Regions from separate parts of the Homo sapiens genome. Here region 2 is linked to region 1. Evidence: read pairs that join two places in POLR2A ChIA-PET (ENCODE). Cell type or tissue: PC-9. All regions are shown on one strand.

What was found. Peaks named below come from ENCODE experiments on the same cell type or tissue, not always from the same donor. Only the 100,000 strongest peaks of a DNase experiment are listed, where the experiment ranks them.
Region 2: POLR2A ChIA-PET joins it to region 1 with 15 read pairs; 2 of 35 experiments call an interaction of 5 or more read pairs at or near these places.

What each region holds. Positions count from the first base shown.
Region 1 is chr11:77,873,706-77,881,705 of GRCh38, reverse strand. INTS4 (integrator complex subunit 4) reads left to right here. Exons shown (of 23, transcript NM_033547.4): 23 at 2,579-2,986. The coding sequence ends at 2,757. It also overlaps a transcript of AAMDC not described here. Among named protein-coding and RNA genes, the nearest start is that of AAMDC, 57 kb to the right of the region's middle. In PC-9, no CTCF peak of the experiment used is centred here; a DNase peak (open chromatin) is centred at 3,275.
Region 2 is chr11:78,428,830-78,436,829 of GRCh38, reverse strand. It overlaps NARS2 (asparaginyl-tRNA synthetase 2, mitochondrial), which reads left to right. Exons shown (of 14, transcript NM_024678.6): 14 at 16-862. The coding sequence ends at 160. LINC02728 (long intergenic non-protein coding RNA 2728) reads left to right here and starts at 6,994. Exons shown (of 4, transcript NR_120564.1): 1 at 6,994-7,130. In PC-9, CTCF peaks have their summits at 4,200 and 4,400 (motif pointing right); no DNase peak of the experiment used is centred here.

The sequences.
Region 1 (8,000 bases):
TTAGTAGCCTGTGTCTCTAGTGCCTGACATGTAGTAGGCACTCAACAAATAATGAAAATTGAATACAAGGTTTTAAATGTGCAATAAAAATTCATTTAATCTTTAGACCAACTCTGCAGTGGAAATTAGTATTCTCTTTTCATTTTACAGATACATAAATGGAGGCCCACATACCTGATCAGTGACAGTGCTAAAGCTGCAGTCACCCTTCCCAGCCCTCACTGTGCTATGTCCCTTCCGGTTTGGGGCACTGAAGTGAAATATGTCTCATTGTAAATGAGCTTGCAGTTTCTTTCTCCTAATCTAGGTGATGGGGCCTGGAGTTTCTAGGGAGCTCCTTCAATCCCTCAGTAGCTCCCCACCAGGGAGGGGCCTCTCCTCTGGGAGGCAGGATGCTGCCACGTAGGAAGCTCAGTCATAGACCATGTTTCAAATTCTGCTTCCTTTGCTGTGTGATCCTGAGAAAGTTATTTTACTTCCCTGTCTCATTAAGATGAGAATAAGAATATAAACCTGCTAGGAGAAATATTCTTCCAGGCATGACGCAGAAGTTGCTTGAGTTATCCTAGATGATCTTGTCTCCTTCTCCCAAGTTCCCCTCCTTCTTGTTTTCTCTCTTCTCCGCTTTACTCCTATGGCATTGCCTTGAATTGCCATTCTTATCAAATGTTGGTAAGGGAATGCAAAATGACCCTGTAGGGCTGAGTCCTACATCAACTCCCTCTGACCTTAGCAGGATTTATTTGTTTTTTTGTTTTTTTGTTTGTTTGTTTGTTTGTTTTGAGACAGGGTTTCCTTCTGTTGCCCAGGCTGGAGTGCAGTGGTGTGATCCTCTCGGGCTCAAGTGGTTCCTCCCACCTCAGTCCCCCTAGTAACTGAGACTATATGCCTGGCTAATTATTTTTATTTTTTGTAGAGACAGGTCTCACTATGTTGCCCAGGCTAGTCTCAAACACCTGGGATCAAGTGATTCTCCTGCCTTGCCCTCCCAAAGTGCTGGGATTATAGGCTTGAGCCTTATCCAGCTCTTACCAGGATTTGGCTTCTTGAAAGTGCTATGCCAACTGGGGCTGTGGTTGTGGTCTGCCACTTGGGATGGAATGGGAGAGTGTGGCAGGAAAGCAGATATAGGTACCTATTTTGATTCCACCCTAAGTGGGAGATTCATCTGGAGCCTGGTATCAGAGAACAGTGTTAGTTTCATGACAGTTACACTCATGGCTGCTGCATGACCCTCATGTTGTCATGTGAGTGTGTGCTTATCACATGGCTGGTACTTGATGATGAGGCTGCACTTAGATCTCATGCTGAAATCTGAGGTGCACTGGATTGCTCTGGCCTTGGGCTGACTGCAAACCTTTCCCTTCCTGGAGGACAGCAATCCAGTCTCTACTCTGACCCATAGAGAGAAGCTTGGATGTAACCAGGAAGAGGTCTGGGGAGGCACTGAGAAGTCCTGGAGTCTCTGCCCTTGTTAATTTAGATCCATCTAGCCTTCATTCCTACCCTCTGAACTTCTTAGCCTTGGGATCATCTTCAACTTACACTTTTTGCTCTGGTTGCACCAAATTAAGGAGACATCCCAAGCTCACTCCATTCCTGGCCTTTGCACTTGCCCTTACATTTTTCTGAAATTCTCTCCCTCTTCTTTATAGAAGCTTGTGGTTAATAGAATGAGTAACTGCTTCAGTTTATGAACTGGGCTCAAATTCTTACCCAGGTGTGCATCTGGGGAGTCTCTGAGAACCTATCTGATTCTTGGGATTTTTGCCAAGATTGTGACAGTCTTTCTTTCATAATGTAGCAGGATAAGAACTCTTGGGGTTAACTGTTTGGCATAGAATGGATATTCTATTCCAAAGCCTTCCTGCGCTCCTCCTCAGTACTTCTTGCAGGCTTGGTTAGAGCGTGTGTTGTACTCCATTGCAACTATCTGTTTCCTCAACCAAACAGCAGGCAACTTGAGGGGAGTTCTTAATTATTCTTGCTAGGACCTGCCACATAGAGACACTAGATGATTATATCGTAAGATAATGTAATGAAAGAATGAGATGTTTTCAGACATTTTAGGTCCCTGAGACATGTTCCTGTTCATTGGCCAGAAACTTTTTGGCGAACCACTTCCTATTCAAAGGCTTCCTCTCCACTAATAAAGTAGTCTGTGGTACATGCAGCCCTGAGGCTTGAGATGGAACTGCGCAGGAAGAGCCCAACTGGGTATCAGAATAAGCCACATGCACCTTCTGAAACTGCCCAAATCCACACCTGCATAAGAATTTGAGCCCAGTTCATAAAGCAGATCATGAAGCAATTATCTTCCTGGAAGGGTTTTTAGCTTGCTCTCCAGTTGCCTCAGCAGCTTTGGCTCTGTGCCACAGTGAGCCCAAGGGGAAGGTGATGGAACAGCATCACATCTGCAGGCTCAGTGTTTTGTTTGGTGAGGGTAAGGGGAGGGAATGTAGACGGATGAAGAAATTTCTCCCTACTGCTTCCATTTTGATATTTCTTTAACTTCACATTTCATCCTCATTCCTAGCAGTTGCCTAGTTATAGAGGATTTCTTTTATCTTTTTTTCAGAGGCATGCCAGGTGGAAGTGAGGCTGCTGCTGGCCTACAACTCCAGTGCTCGCATTCCAAAATGCCCCTGGATGGAGGGTGGTGAGATGTCACCACAGGTGGAAACCAGCATCGAGGGCACCATTCCCTTCAGCAAGCCTGTAAAAGTTTATATAATGCCCAAACCTGCACGGCGCTAAGGCAAAAACAGTCTTCCCAACCGTGGCCTAGAGGGCCCTTCTTAGGTGTCAGAATGAGCCAAGCCTGAAGCACTTCACCTGGAATTGATGTGTAGGCTTAAGGAGTATGTGACCCTTACAGTCTCATCTGGTATCAAACACAGGATAAATTGTTTCTTCATTAAAAAATAAAAAACCTTCAAGTCTACTTACCCTTCTCCTGTCCACAATAAAGTTGAGAAAACACCAAGCTGTTCTAGTTCCTGGTCTGTAAAGAAATGCGTGTGGCTATAGCTTCAGCTTTTATACTACGTGCTTACATGCTATTCCTCAGGTGTGAAACACAAAGATCCAGTTACCTCCTGATAACTGGTTATTTGAGCTATAGTCTTATTTCTTAAAGTGACGGTGTGTTTGTCAGGGCAACTCCAAGGCCGCTTTAACAGCTGTACTTTTTTTTTTTACCATTGACAGTTGCTGAAGGACCTTAAACATGTGTTAACCTTGCTAAGAAGCCTCTTCCCTAATGCAGGCAGTAGCTGGGCCAAGGACTGAATAGCTGGAGAATGAATCATTTTCATCTTTGAGGAAATTTTTTTTTTTTTTTTGAGATGGAGTCTTGCTGTGTCGCTCAGGCTGGAGTGCAGTGGCGTGATCTTGGCTTACTGCAACCTCTGCCTCCTGGGTTCAAGCCATTCTCCTGCCTCAGCCTCCTGAGTAGGTGGGACTACAGGCGCCTGTCACCACGCCTTGCTAATTTTTTGTATTTTTAGTAGAGACGGGGTTTCACCATGTTAGCCAGGATGGTCTTGATCTCCTGACCTCGTGATCTGCCCACCTTGGCCTCCCAAAATGCTGGGATTACAAGTGTGAGCAACCGCGCCTTGCTTTGAAGGAAATTCTTGATCTTGCCTGCCATTATTCTTAGGACCTCTATGGCTTTAAATAAATAATATAGAAGAGCTATATTTTACAAAAGAAATCAAGATTATGGGAAACAGGGGTCCAGTGCAAGAAATAAAGTAATTTACTGCAGCATCTCTGATGAGTTGATGCTGCATGTGAGTTAAAAGTTTTAGGCATGGGGCTGGGGGCTGTGGCTCATGCCTATAATCCCAGGACTTTGGGATTATAGGAGGCAGGAGGATTTCTTGAGCCCAGGAGTTCAAGACCAGCCTGGGCAACATAGCGAGACCCCATCTCTGTTTAAAAAAAAAAAATTGCAAGTGTGATATAACAGTCAGTGCTCCAGAGAGGTTAACCTTTGGTACTGCCTGTGCTATGTACTTTACCTGTCATTTAATCTTCACAATAGCCAAATGAGGCTATTACTGTACAGTAAGTAATAAAGCCTGTATTCATTCAAATCCAAGAAGATCCCAAAGGTCTAAGCTATACCACCTCAGGGGAAGTATATGGGAAAAAGCCTTCAAATCTTCAGCTCTCTCTGCCTCAGTTTCCTCATCTGTGAAACGAAGATAATTGGACCTCAACAGTGGTTGAGTAGGATGGATTAAATAACAATTGGTAGAATCTGAACCTGCAGCCAGTCTTGATCATATTTGACACTTGGCAAGCTTATAAAAATAATAGCAAGATAATACAATTACTCAGAGGTGGAGCTGGAATTTAAATTCAAGCATGTTTTAACTTTTGGTTTAAGGTACTTGGGTGTACCTGGCAGTGTTGTAAGCTCTTTACATTAATTAATTAACTCTCTAGGTACTGTTATCTTCATTTTATAAACAAGGCAGCTGAAGTTGAGAGAAATAAGTAACCTGTCCTAGGTCACACAATTAGGAAATGACAGATCTGGCAGTCTATTTCCAGGCAGTCTATTTCCACGAGGTCATGAGTGCGAAAGAGGGACTAGGGGAAGAATGATTAACTCCAGGGAGCTGACTTTTCTAGTGTGCTTACCTGTTTTGCATCTCTCAAGGATGTGCCATGAAGCTGTAGCCAGGTGGAATTGTACCACAGCCCTGACATGAACACCTGATGGCAGCTGCTGGGTTGGAGCCTAGACAAAAACATGAAGAACCATGGCTGCTGCCTGAGCCCATCGTGCTGTAATTATAGAAAACCTTCTAAGGGAAGAATATGCTGATATTTTTCAGATAAGTACCCCTTTTATAAAAATCCTCCAAGTTAGCCCTCATTTTCCATGTAAGGAAACAGAGGCTTTGAGATAATGTCTGTCTCCTAAGGGACAAAGCCAGGACTTGATCCTGTCTTAAAAATGCAAAATGTAGTACTTCTTCCATCAAAGGTAGACATGCACTAAGGGACAGGTTTTGGCTTGGTATCAGAATACATTTTTAAAAGCTGTGTAAGAATTGAACGGGCTGTACTAGGGGGTATAGAATTCTCCAGGCTAGATGAGTTTGGGCAGAGGTTGAACAAGCTCCTGACAAATTTGTTGCTAAGCAATTCAAGTATCGTATCGGGGTTGGGCTCAACTTTTTAAATTGCTTTTACCCTGAATTTTCACGTTCTGGGGAACATGAGAATTTTAGTTTTTCTCTATCTGATTCTGTACTTTTTCACTGAAGTGAAAAAAAAAAAAAGACCTTTTTATAAAGGTTTCGAAGGGGGCATAAAGAGCACTCCAGTGTGGCACCTTCATTTACAAATGAATACGCAGGCCCAGAGAGACTGAGTTAGTGGTGAAGCTAAGCCTGGAACCCAGGCCTCTGGTTTCTTCCCCAGGTGACTTTCATCACAGGGGTCTGTTCTTAGTGAGTGGTCTAGCATGCACCCAGCAGTCAGAGCCAGAAACCTGTTTGGCACGTTGGATTCCTTCCTCATCCCTCATACAAAAGTAGCCATCAAGTCCTTTAGATTCCTCTTCCTTCATGTTTCTTAGTCCTCTTCTTATACTGTTTGTATACTGATGGAACCACCATCAGCCCTCCTTAAGTGATGAGCTGATCTGACCACACCATTCCCCTGCTCAGTCCCTTTCAGTGGATCACTGCTCATCCCAGGAAAAAGTCTGAACTCCTGTCTTGAAGGCTCTTCATGGCTCTGCTTCGTTTCCAGCCTCATACTCCCTGTCCCAAACTGTCTCTGTACTCCACTTGAACAGAATTACCTGTAGTCTTTTTCTGTCACCTCTAGGCCTTTGGACCTGCTGAGCCTGGGAATGTGCTCCTCAGACTGTCTCCTGTGGTTCTTTCCTTCCATTCTTCAGGACTGGGCCTTGTTCTAGGACATATCTGTGTCTCTTATGGGCTTGGAACATTTCCTCTATGTTCCCACAGCCTCCTATACTATATTCTTCACACATAGTATAGTATTTATTAATATGGCATTGCAGGTTCACAAATGCAAACCCCTTAAGAAAGGTAGGCAGGAAAAGTAAAGGAATAAAGTGGCCTAGAAGATAACAGCAATTGGAAGAATCAGAGAGCACATTCTCTGTTGGAGAAGGCGGTGCTATTCCATTCCACTCAGTTATTTTCATTTATAAGTGTGGACCTAGTGGTGTCAGTTCTTCCCATTCTTCCAAAACAGCCAGAAATCTTCATTTTCATGAAAGTTAAAAAACCTTGGTAACTACAGTAAATATTAAAATTACTGAGACAAACAAAACATGTCTCCAGGCAGATTTGTGCCAATTTGCAACTTCTACATCCTCACTGTAATGTTTACACGCCTTATTTCTTCCAACTGATCTGTACCTGGACTGTAAGAATGTCTGTGCTGTATGCCCAGCACAACTCCTGGCACATAACCGGGCAAGGAAAGAATGATTCTATGTCTCCAGAGCAAAGGTAGCAGTACCATGGCATGCTGCAAAAAAAGATTCAGGTTTCTGAAAGGACTTTATATTTGCTTTGAGATGATTGAACTCAGCAAACACAATCATGGAGAAGAAAGGTACACACCTAGCTGTGGCCAGCTTCATGTCTTTTTTTTTTTTTTTGAGATGGAGTCTTGCTCTGTCACCCAGGCTGGAGTGCAGTGGCACGATCTCACCTCACAGCAGGCTCTGCCGCCCTGGTTCCAGCGATTCTCCTGCCTCAGCCTCCCAAGTAGACTAGCTGGGATTACAGGCACGTGCCACCACGCCTGGCTAATTTTTGTATTTTTAGTAGAGATGGGGTTTCACCATGTTGGCCAGGCTGGTCTCGAACTGCTGACCTCAGGTGATCTGCCCACCTCGGCCTCCCAAAGCGCTGGGATTACAGGCGTGAGCCACCGCACCCGGCCAACTTCTTGTCTTAACCACTCAGGCTAGAAGAAATGACCTGTGGGCAGCTTGAGGGCTGTTCTACCTACAAACTAACTCAGAGGCTTTAATGATTTAAGACAGAGGACTAAGTATAGTTATGTGGAGAAACAGCTTCCCTTCAAGCTCTACATATTTCCATCGTTAACCATGTGCACCAGGTTCCAAAGTAGGGGCTATGTATTAGCAGGTTTTCTTAAAAGTTTAATAATGTCACTGACAGATACTTCTGTCTCTAAGAAGTTTACACTAAGTTCTCTTTAATTGGAGACAACTCACTTAGGAAGAATGATTACACCCACACTGAATTCAACACCCACCAGAGCTGTCTCACCTTACATTTGACCAAAAAAAAAAAAAAAAGACTGCATCACTAGAGAAACAGTCTGAATTTTATCAAACATCCTTCTTAGCTATACAGAGGGCTGGCTTTATGAGCCAAGGGAACAGATCTAGAAAGATCTGTCATCTGACAAATGAAAGGGCTGCGGAAAGGGCACCAAGCAGATCCTTCCGAGACTTCAATGCTGGGTGTCGGGTCTGTGAAGCACTCACTCCCGTCTGCTTCTAGGGAGCAAGGAGGTGTATGCCATAAACTGATAAAGACACAGTGCTGGGTTCTAATCCTACGTCTGCCACTTACTTGGAGAACTTGGAAAAAAATAAATCCCTTCACTTTCCATACTGTTTCAGCTTTTCTTGCCAAGCCACATCTTAAGTTGCTGTCCAGTCTATAGATTGGTCCCTGTAGGTCAGAAGCCTAACTAACTACGTAGTCAGGTGGCAGGATCATGTGAAGCAAAAATCATCTTTCCACTGCTGCTGCTCCAGTGATGGCTGGGGTGGAGCGATTTTATTTAGTTATGGCTGTGATAAATACCATACCTAGTAAATGTCTAGTTAAAAGAGCTGCCAAGTAAGTGTTTTTTCAGTGAATTAATGAACCTTCCATTTTTTAAGACTCAGCTTAAATGTCATCTCCTTAGTGATGTCTTCCTTAATTTTCCTTCCATCCTAGTGGGATAAATTA
Region 2 (8,000 bases), 560 kb before region 1:
ATTTTTGAAAAACAGGTATCTGGACCTTCGTCGATTTGGATCTGTGCCACATGGAGGTTTTGGGATGGGATTTGAACGCTACCTGCAGTGCATCTTGGGTGTTGACAATATCAAAGATGTTATCCCTTTCCCAAGGTTTCCTCATTCATGCCTTTTATAGCTGGAAGATTGGTTAAGGAAAAGCACCCCCCATGGCAGAGACACTGCACATGATTGTGCATACAGCAGAATGCATGTTTGGATTTTAGAAATGCAGATTTCAATATGTAATTGTTGTGCCATAAGATATCATAGAAAAAATATAAGTGGTTGTGATTTTCTTAGAAAGTTGAGGGTATTTCACGTAAGGATGAGCTCCCGCAAGAAGAGGTACTTATAGCAAGGGGACTCTCAAATCCATTACCTCAATTAAGAAATGAAGAAATTGAATTAGTCTCAAAGTTTCTTTTAAACTCTAAAACAGAATGAGATAATGTATTTTACGTTGTCTATAATCATTAAATCACTCCCTGTGTAATTTGTGAGAACCATCTAGTAGCTCGAAATAAAATAATGTTGCATCTTTTCTCCCTTGCCATATACTTTGTGATAAATCCTTATCTCATTTTCAGTACTTCATTAAACATTGCAGAAAAAAATATTCCTTAAGGTCTTAATTGATTTAAAGAAGTAGCTATTCTGAATTGAAATCTCCTTTCATTGAACTGGATGAAAAAATCATGTTTAATAACTGTTGCTTTTCAATTTTCAAAGCTGTTGAGATATTACATTAAGTATTTCAACTCTTTAATCACTGTTGTTATAATTTGTTTATATTTGATGTTTATAATTTGTCTAATAAAATAGATTTTTTTAATAGACACCTATGGAAAAAAAGTTATATATTTTTTAATTTCATTTGGTCCTTTCCCAGTAAAATTTGGAAGAAAGGTATTTTCAATCCAAGATGAGGATGGGAGTTTGGCTGAGCCTAAAGGATGGGTAATTCTAGAGTTAAAAGTAGTGTGGTCAGCTGGGCATGGTGGCTCACGCCTGTAATTCCAGCACTTTGGGAGGGTGAGGCGGGCGGATCACTTGAGGTCAGTAGTTCCAGACCAGTCTGGACAACATGGTGAAACCCCATCTCTACTAAAAATACAAAAATTAGCCAGGCGTGGTGGCAGGCGCCTATAATCCCAGCTACTTGGGAGGCTGAGGCAGGAGAATCACTTGAACCCGGGAGCCGAGGTTACGGTAAGCAAAGAACGGGCCACTGCCCTCCAGCCTGGGAGACAGAGGGAGACTCCATCTCAGAAAAAAAAAAAAAAAAAAAAAAAGTACTGTGGTCTATGAGAGTGAGAAGAGCATTGATTGGGGAGTTTAGAACCTGACAATTCTAGCACTTTAGACAGGCTGCTTACTGTGTAGGAGCTCAACATCATTTTCTTCAGAGTTGATAAAATAATTACATGTGTGTTTGTGTGTGCGTGTGCGTGTGCACACACACACATGCATATGTTTAAAACTGAAATGCTACAAAAACTTTTTTAAAACTCTTGTTTTAGTCTTTGTCTTCATTGAGTTACATGTATAAGGACCTATATAGCAAATTGTATTCTCAGTAGAATACGCATGTATCAAGTAATTGTAAATGGGCATGCATGCCTGAATAATCAGTTTTCTAAGTCTCATTAGATGGGTTCTCCTAGATTATTTCCTAATGAAATTTGTATGTATACTTTATTTTAACCTAATTCAAAATCAAACAGCTGAAAAGAAACAAATTCCAGAGCCTTAAGAGTTGGAAGACACCTGAGAGTTTGTCAAAGTTGACCTTCTGCCTAATGCAGAGAGATTCCATTTACCTGGGCACTTGGTTTTCCAGCCTCTTTTTGACAAAGAAATCAGTGTCCTACAAAATTGCTCATTCCATTTCTGAATCTAATTGGTAGCTTTTGCTGAGCTAAAATCTCAGGAAAATCTACTTCCCTGGAACTTTAATCCCTTGGGCTTAGATATCAAGTTTAGGACAGGCTAAAAGGGATAATTAGGGCTTCCATAAGGCTTGCCTCAACCATAATTAGAGAGAGAAATTCATTTGTTTATTCAACAAATATCTGAGCTTCTTTTATATGCCGAGACTATGTGGTAGGTGCTATATAAACAGTTGTGGATCAAACAGAAATGACCCTGCCTTCATGGAATTATTAATATATTTGAGAAGATATATAATAATTAAATAACTTATTTCAAAATATAGTATGTGCTGTAAAGTTATATGAAGAACAGGAAAGCATAGATAAGCTTGCTAGAAAAGGCATGTCTGAAAAAGTGACATTTAACCATAGACCTAGAAGATAAAATGCAGAAAACATTTTAAAAATATTTGCAGCATCAGCCTGTATTGATTTGGCATTCAGGTCTTACTAGATACCATATTAATTTTGTGGAATGAGGGACATTTATAGACCCAGAACCTGGAGGCACTATAATTTCCAAGGCTATCAGGAATTATGCCTCCCATGATTTTTGAGGGACCTGATAGCATTGTAATGTTAACATGACAGAGGTTAACAAAATAATAGTGATGGAAAGATTGCTGAGTTAGAGAAACCCCAGGTTCTGGACCCAGCATTACCATAAATGTAGTTGTAGAGCATTAGGCAAGTAAAATAATCTTTGTGACCTCCAGTTTTTTCATCTATAGTACTATCACATTTTGAAGTAGGTAAGCTCTATGGATCCTTTTATCTCTTAATCTTCTGTGAACCTGTGCTGAACTTAGTCACTAATAATTGATTTAGAGTCTAACCTTTAGGCAATATGTAGTCCCCTATTTTAGTACATATTAAGTCTCCAAAATGTATAACGAAGTCACATCGCTGAAAGTTGAACAGTAGTCTTAAATGTGTTCATATACTGTATATGTGGAAGGAGGAAAGGTCCTTCTCAAGGCATCTTGCCTTTTTGATAGTGTTTTCACCAATGTATTTCCAAAACTTTATACATTCTTTTCCTTGATAGTTGATCACACAATGAATATCTGGTTGAAGCCAAATACTTGCCACCTATAGCAAGCCTAATAATTTGTCTTTGGTGCAATACTTCTATTTTGCCAATAATTGAACAAAAACAAAAATTCAAGTCAGACAAAGATGATGAAAATGCCAAAACTGAACTGTTGCTTGCAGGCAGCATCAGCAGGAAAAAACTCAAAATGTTTACTCATCAGCTGAGATATGAATATCTAAATTCTACATTGCAAACAGTGTTGTATAAGTCAGTGTATAATGAATAAACGTATGGATTCAATAGTTGAGTACTGTCTACACCATAATAGCTTTTAGTGCTCAGTTTCTGAGTTAAAAGGTGATAAGAGGGTTAGTTTTTCACTTGAGCAACCCATTTCCAATGAGGAAAGAAATCAGATTATGTTTTCCTAAGATTTCCAAATGCCACCTGAAAATAAGAACCCCAGCAACCAAAGTAGAAGTATATTCTAAAACTTAGAAAGGTTTTTTCCATTATTCTCATTCTTATTTCAAATTTTGAGATAGGTTGAGAAAAATAGTTGCTTTCCATCTGGCTGTCCTTTTGCCTGGGGAAAGTTGTGCTGTCATGTTTTTAGGTCTGACAAGAACTTAATTGTGTGAGTGATCCATTCCAGATCTAGACATAACTCTCCAACCCAGAGACTCTTCAACTGTCACAGAATAGCAAAAGAACTATTTGACCTTTTGTTCTTGTCAGACTGGATCTGCCAGAAGCCTCCCTCTACAATGTTATATATTCATATTCTCTATAAATTGAATGTAGACATTGAAGCATGACTGAACAGGCATTGAAGATGTACTTGGTGAGGTGGATTAACTCTACCCATCTTTAAATCCGTTGCTTCAGATAATTATAGATGAGAGATGCTTATTTGGATTGGATTGCTATTTATTCTTATGTTTATTTTACTAAGTGGTGAGGCAAGAACACAAAAATGTACAGTTGAAAGACAGATTGGCCTGGGTTGATTGATAAGTAATGTGTGGGGTGTTTTGGCTTCTGATCAATATTTGTATTCAGTCTGCAATCTATGTATAATTAAAAAAACAGGTGAGAGTAACATCTGATTATAATTTCTCCCCAGTTAATCTTCAGAATTAAAAGATAGTAAAAGCGTTAAGAAAAGGGCAGAAAGCGGGCCGGGCACGGTGGCTCATACCTGTAACCCCAGCACTTTGGGAGGCCAAGACAGGCGGATCACCTGAGGTCAGGAGTTCGAGACCAGCCTGACTAACATGATGAAACCCATCTCTACTAAAAATACAAAAATTAGCTAGCTGTGGTGGTAGGCTCCTGTAATCCCAGCTCCTTGGGAGGCTGAGGCAGGAGAATTGCTGGAACTTGGGAGGCGGAGGTTTCAGTGAGCCGAGATGGTGCCATTGCACTCCAGCGGGGGGCAGCAGAGCAAGACTCCATCTCAAAAAAAAAAAAAAAGAAAAAGAAAAGGGCCCAAAGCAACCTTAATCACTGTATTGAAATGATTTAGTATGGCTTTTGTAAGAAAGTATTTTAAGTCATGGTCAGCATCCCTCCCTGAACTTGGACATTCTACTGTTGCCAGGAGCCCTAGATTGGCCTGTGATCAACTAAGGCTCCAGTTAGCTGTTGTGCAGTTTGGACCCAGCATTACCATAAATGGAGTCCAGCGAATTTCTAGCCATTATCAGCACACTGGATAGTTTCTGGGGGACCTTTATAAAGAAGACACCAGGAGTTTAGGTGGTTTTTAAACTGTCATTCAGGCAGCTGGTCATTGAATTAACATAGCTCATGACTTTTCAAAAATTTTCTGCTATACCTTTACTGTTCATAATTGTTACTAATAACATGACTATTATTTAGGCATTGCTTTACAGTTCACAAACATGTTTCATGTATCTTATTTTCTTAGTTATCAAGACAATACATTGTGGACTTTGTTCCTTTGTATCTTACTGGTCATGAAATTTATTTGGTTTATTTGTTATAAAAATTCAAAGTTCCTTTTGGGAGGCCAAGGCCGGCAGATCACAAGGTCAGGAGATTGAGACCATCCTGGCTAACACGGTGAAACCCTGTCTCTACAAAAAAAAAAAAAAAAAAAAAAAAAAAAAAATTAGCCGGGTGTGGTGGCAGGCGCCTGTAGTCCCAGCTTACTCAGGAGGCTGAGGCAGGAGAATGGCATGAACCCGGGAGGCGGAACTTGCAGTCAGCCGAGATCACACCACTGCACTCCAGCCTAGGCAAAAGAGCGAGACTCTGTCTCAAAAAAAAAAAAAAAAAAAATCGAAAGTTCCTAATACTGAGAGAAAGACTGCAAATAAAATTCACTGCCCTCAGCTTCCAGAGAAACCAAAAAACATAAAACCTAATAACCAAAGAATCTTGCATCTTAAGCCCCAGAGTTTACTGAATGTGTCGCAAAATACTCACCTTGACCTTGTTCTACCCAGGGTGAAGGGACAGGAGAATGTGAAGGAAGATGATGTTTGATCTCAAATACATTGGAGTAAAGAGAAACACTAAAAATGGGGTAAAGGATCCTAGACCCAGCAATGTACTTAAGCTCATTGTGCCTCAATTTGTTATCAGTTTATACTCACATTTGCCACCTTCCTTTTAGGATCATCTTTGAATTGTGGATAGAAAGATACATGAAAGAAACTTTGATAGGAATTATTAATATCTTCCTCGAAGTCACAGACCTTTGATTTTTCAAGGTAATAATCTGAAAATAGATACATGGTGAGCCTGTGTAACAAAGGTTTTTTTTCTGCAACAGGTGCCCATGTACACAGCTGGAACTGTATTTTGCCGAACCTGAGCCATCTACAACTGTGATTCTTTGATTCATAACTTTCTCTACACACTAGCTCAATAAGAATTGCTGGTTTGCCATTTTCCTAGGAACCTAGTTTTGAAAAATCTTGGAAAGAAGATAATTCTTCCCGTTTATGATATATGAACTACTCCCCTCTGTATTTCTCCTGATTCCTAGTAATTTACCTATTGTAGCTTCACTGAATAGGAACTCACTATCTTAATAGAGATCTTTTATTTATTTATTTATTTATTTATTTATTTAGAGACAGGGTCTTACTCTCTCACTCAGGCTAGAGTGCAGTGACGTGATCACAGCTCACTGCAGCCTCAGCCTCCCAGGCTCAAGTGATCCTTCTGCCTCAGCCTCCCACGTAGCTGGGACCACAGGCACAAGCCACCACACCCAGCTAATTTTTGTATTTTTTGTAGAGACAGGGTTTTGCCATGTTGCCCAGGCTGGTCTTGAACTCCTGGGCTCAAGCAGTCCTCCCACTTTGGCCTCTGAAAGGGCAGGGATTACAGGCATGAGCCACTGTGCCTAGCCTTATTTTTTGGAAACGGTCTTGCTTTGTCGCTCAGGCTTAAGTGCAGTGATGTGTACATGGCTCAATGCAGCCTCGACCTCCTGGGCCCAAGCAATCCTCAGCCTCCCATGTAGCTGGGATCACAGGTATGTGCCACCACATCTAGCTAATTTTTTATAGAGACAGGGTCTCACTTTGTTGCCCAGGCTGGTCTTAAACTCATGGGCTCAAGTAGTCCGCTTCCCTCAGCCTCCCAAAGTGCTGGGATTACAAGTTTGAGCCACCACACCCAGCCAAGAAGTTTTTCTCTCCTCAGAGAGCTCTGGTTGTTAGAAACTTCTACCTGAGAATAAGGAAACCTGTCTCTCTGTATCATGCAAATGGAATAAAATAGAAACACAACTCCTCCTGTTTTCCAGTATAGAACCTCTAACTGCTCAGGTGGACTGTCTGTCCTTCCCTGAAGTGCTGCACCCCTCTGTTATTCATCAGGTCGTGTGTCCTTATAATGGGCATTTCTATTGGTACATAAAAGCTTCCCTCTCCTGTTCACTCAGCTGCTACCCAAGTTTCCTGTGATACCAATCTTAGAAGAGCTTTCAAGTCTCCACTGCCTCCTTCCTATCTGCCTTACAGCCTGTGGTGGTTGCCGAAGAACTTTAATTACAGTGTCAGAGTGTTCAGGGACAGTCCCAACTCCCTTCATGTGAGGATTGCAGAAATGGGCTTGGATCGTATACAGACAGCGTTATGAGGCATTGCTGAAGAACAGTAAGTTCTTACACAGAAGTTGTCAACTAATATATGCATTTTCTTTGCCATACCCCAAGAGGCAGGAGCTGATTCCTATATAGTTAGGATATAGCTGACCAATGTTCTCTTTAAATGTAATTTCCATCTGCCACATTTTAAATTACAGGTTTTTGCATCAGGAAACTGTTGGGTCCAATTATTTGGTGCCTTGGAAAGGGCATTAAATGCATAGTGAGAAGATCCTGGTTTAATCTGACATTCCACTTACTAGGTGTAGAAGCTTGAGCAAGTTAATTAATCTTTGAGTCTGTATACCCAGCTGCAAAATGAGGATAATGCTTATCTTACAGAGTGTTGTGAAAGCAATGAAGATTGTGTGAAAGGGTTTCATAAACTGACAAGCACTGCACAAATGTAAGGTCCCCTAAGGAAAACCTTTTCAAAACTCAAAATCTATATGAACAGAGATACTTATTCATGTTGGGTGGAATGTTTTACAGCCATTAAAAATTGTAAGAGAAAATATATTGAAAAATACAATCTAAAATGGTGAGTTTGCAATTACAACAGTGTAAAACCTGTGTACATAGACTAGAATATGGAAAAAATGGATTACAGGGTAGTGGAATTGAGTGACTTTTGCTTTAAAGACTCTTAGGTATATTAGGTGTATTCAGTTTAGTTCAATAAACTTTTATTGAGCTCTCACTCTCCCAATCCCCGTGCTAGATTCTATGAGTGCTGAGACAAATAGGACATACTCCCTGCTCTCAGAGACTCCCATTCTGTACAGTCTTGTCAAAGTTTACTGTGTATGTGAATCACTGCGGAGCGTATTAAAAATTCACATTATCTTACTCCCACCAGAAGATCTGATTCAGTAGGTCT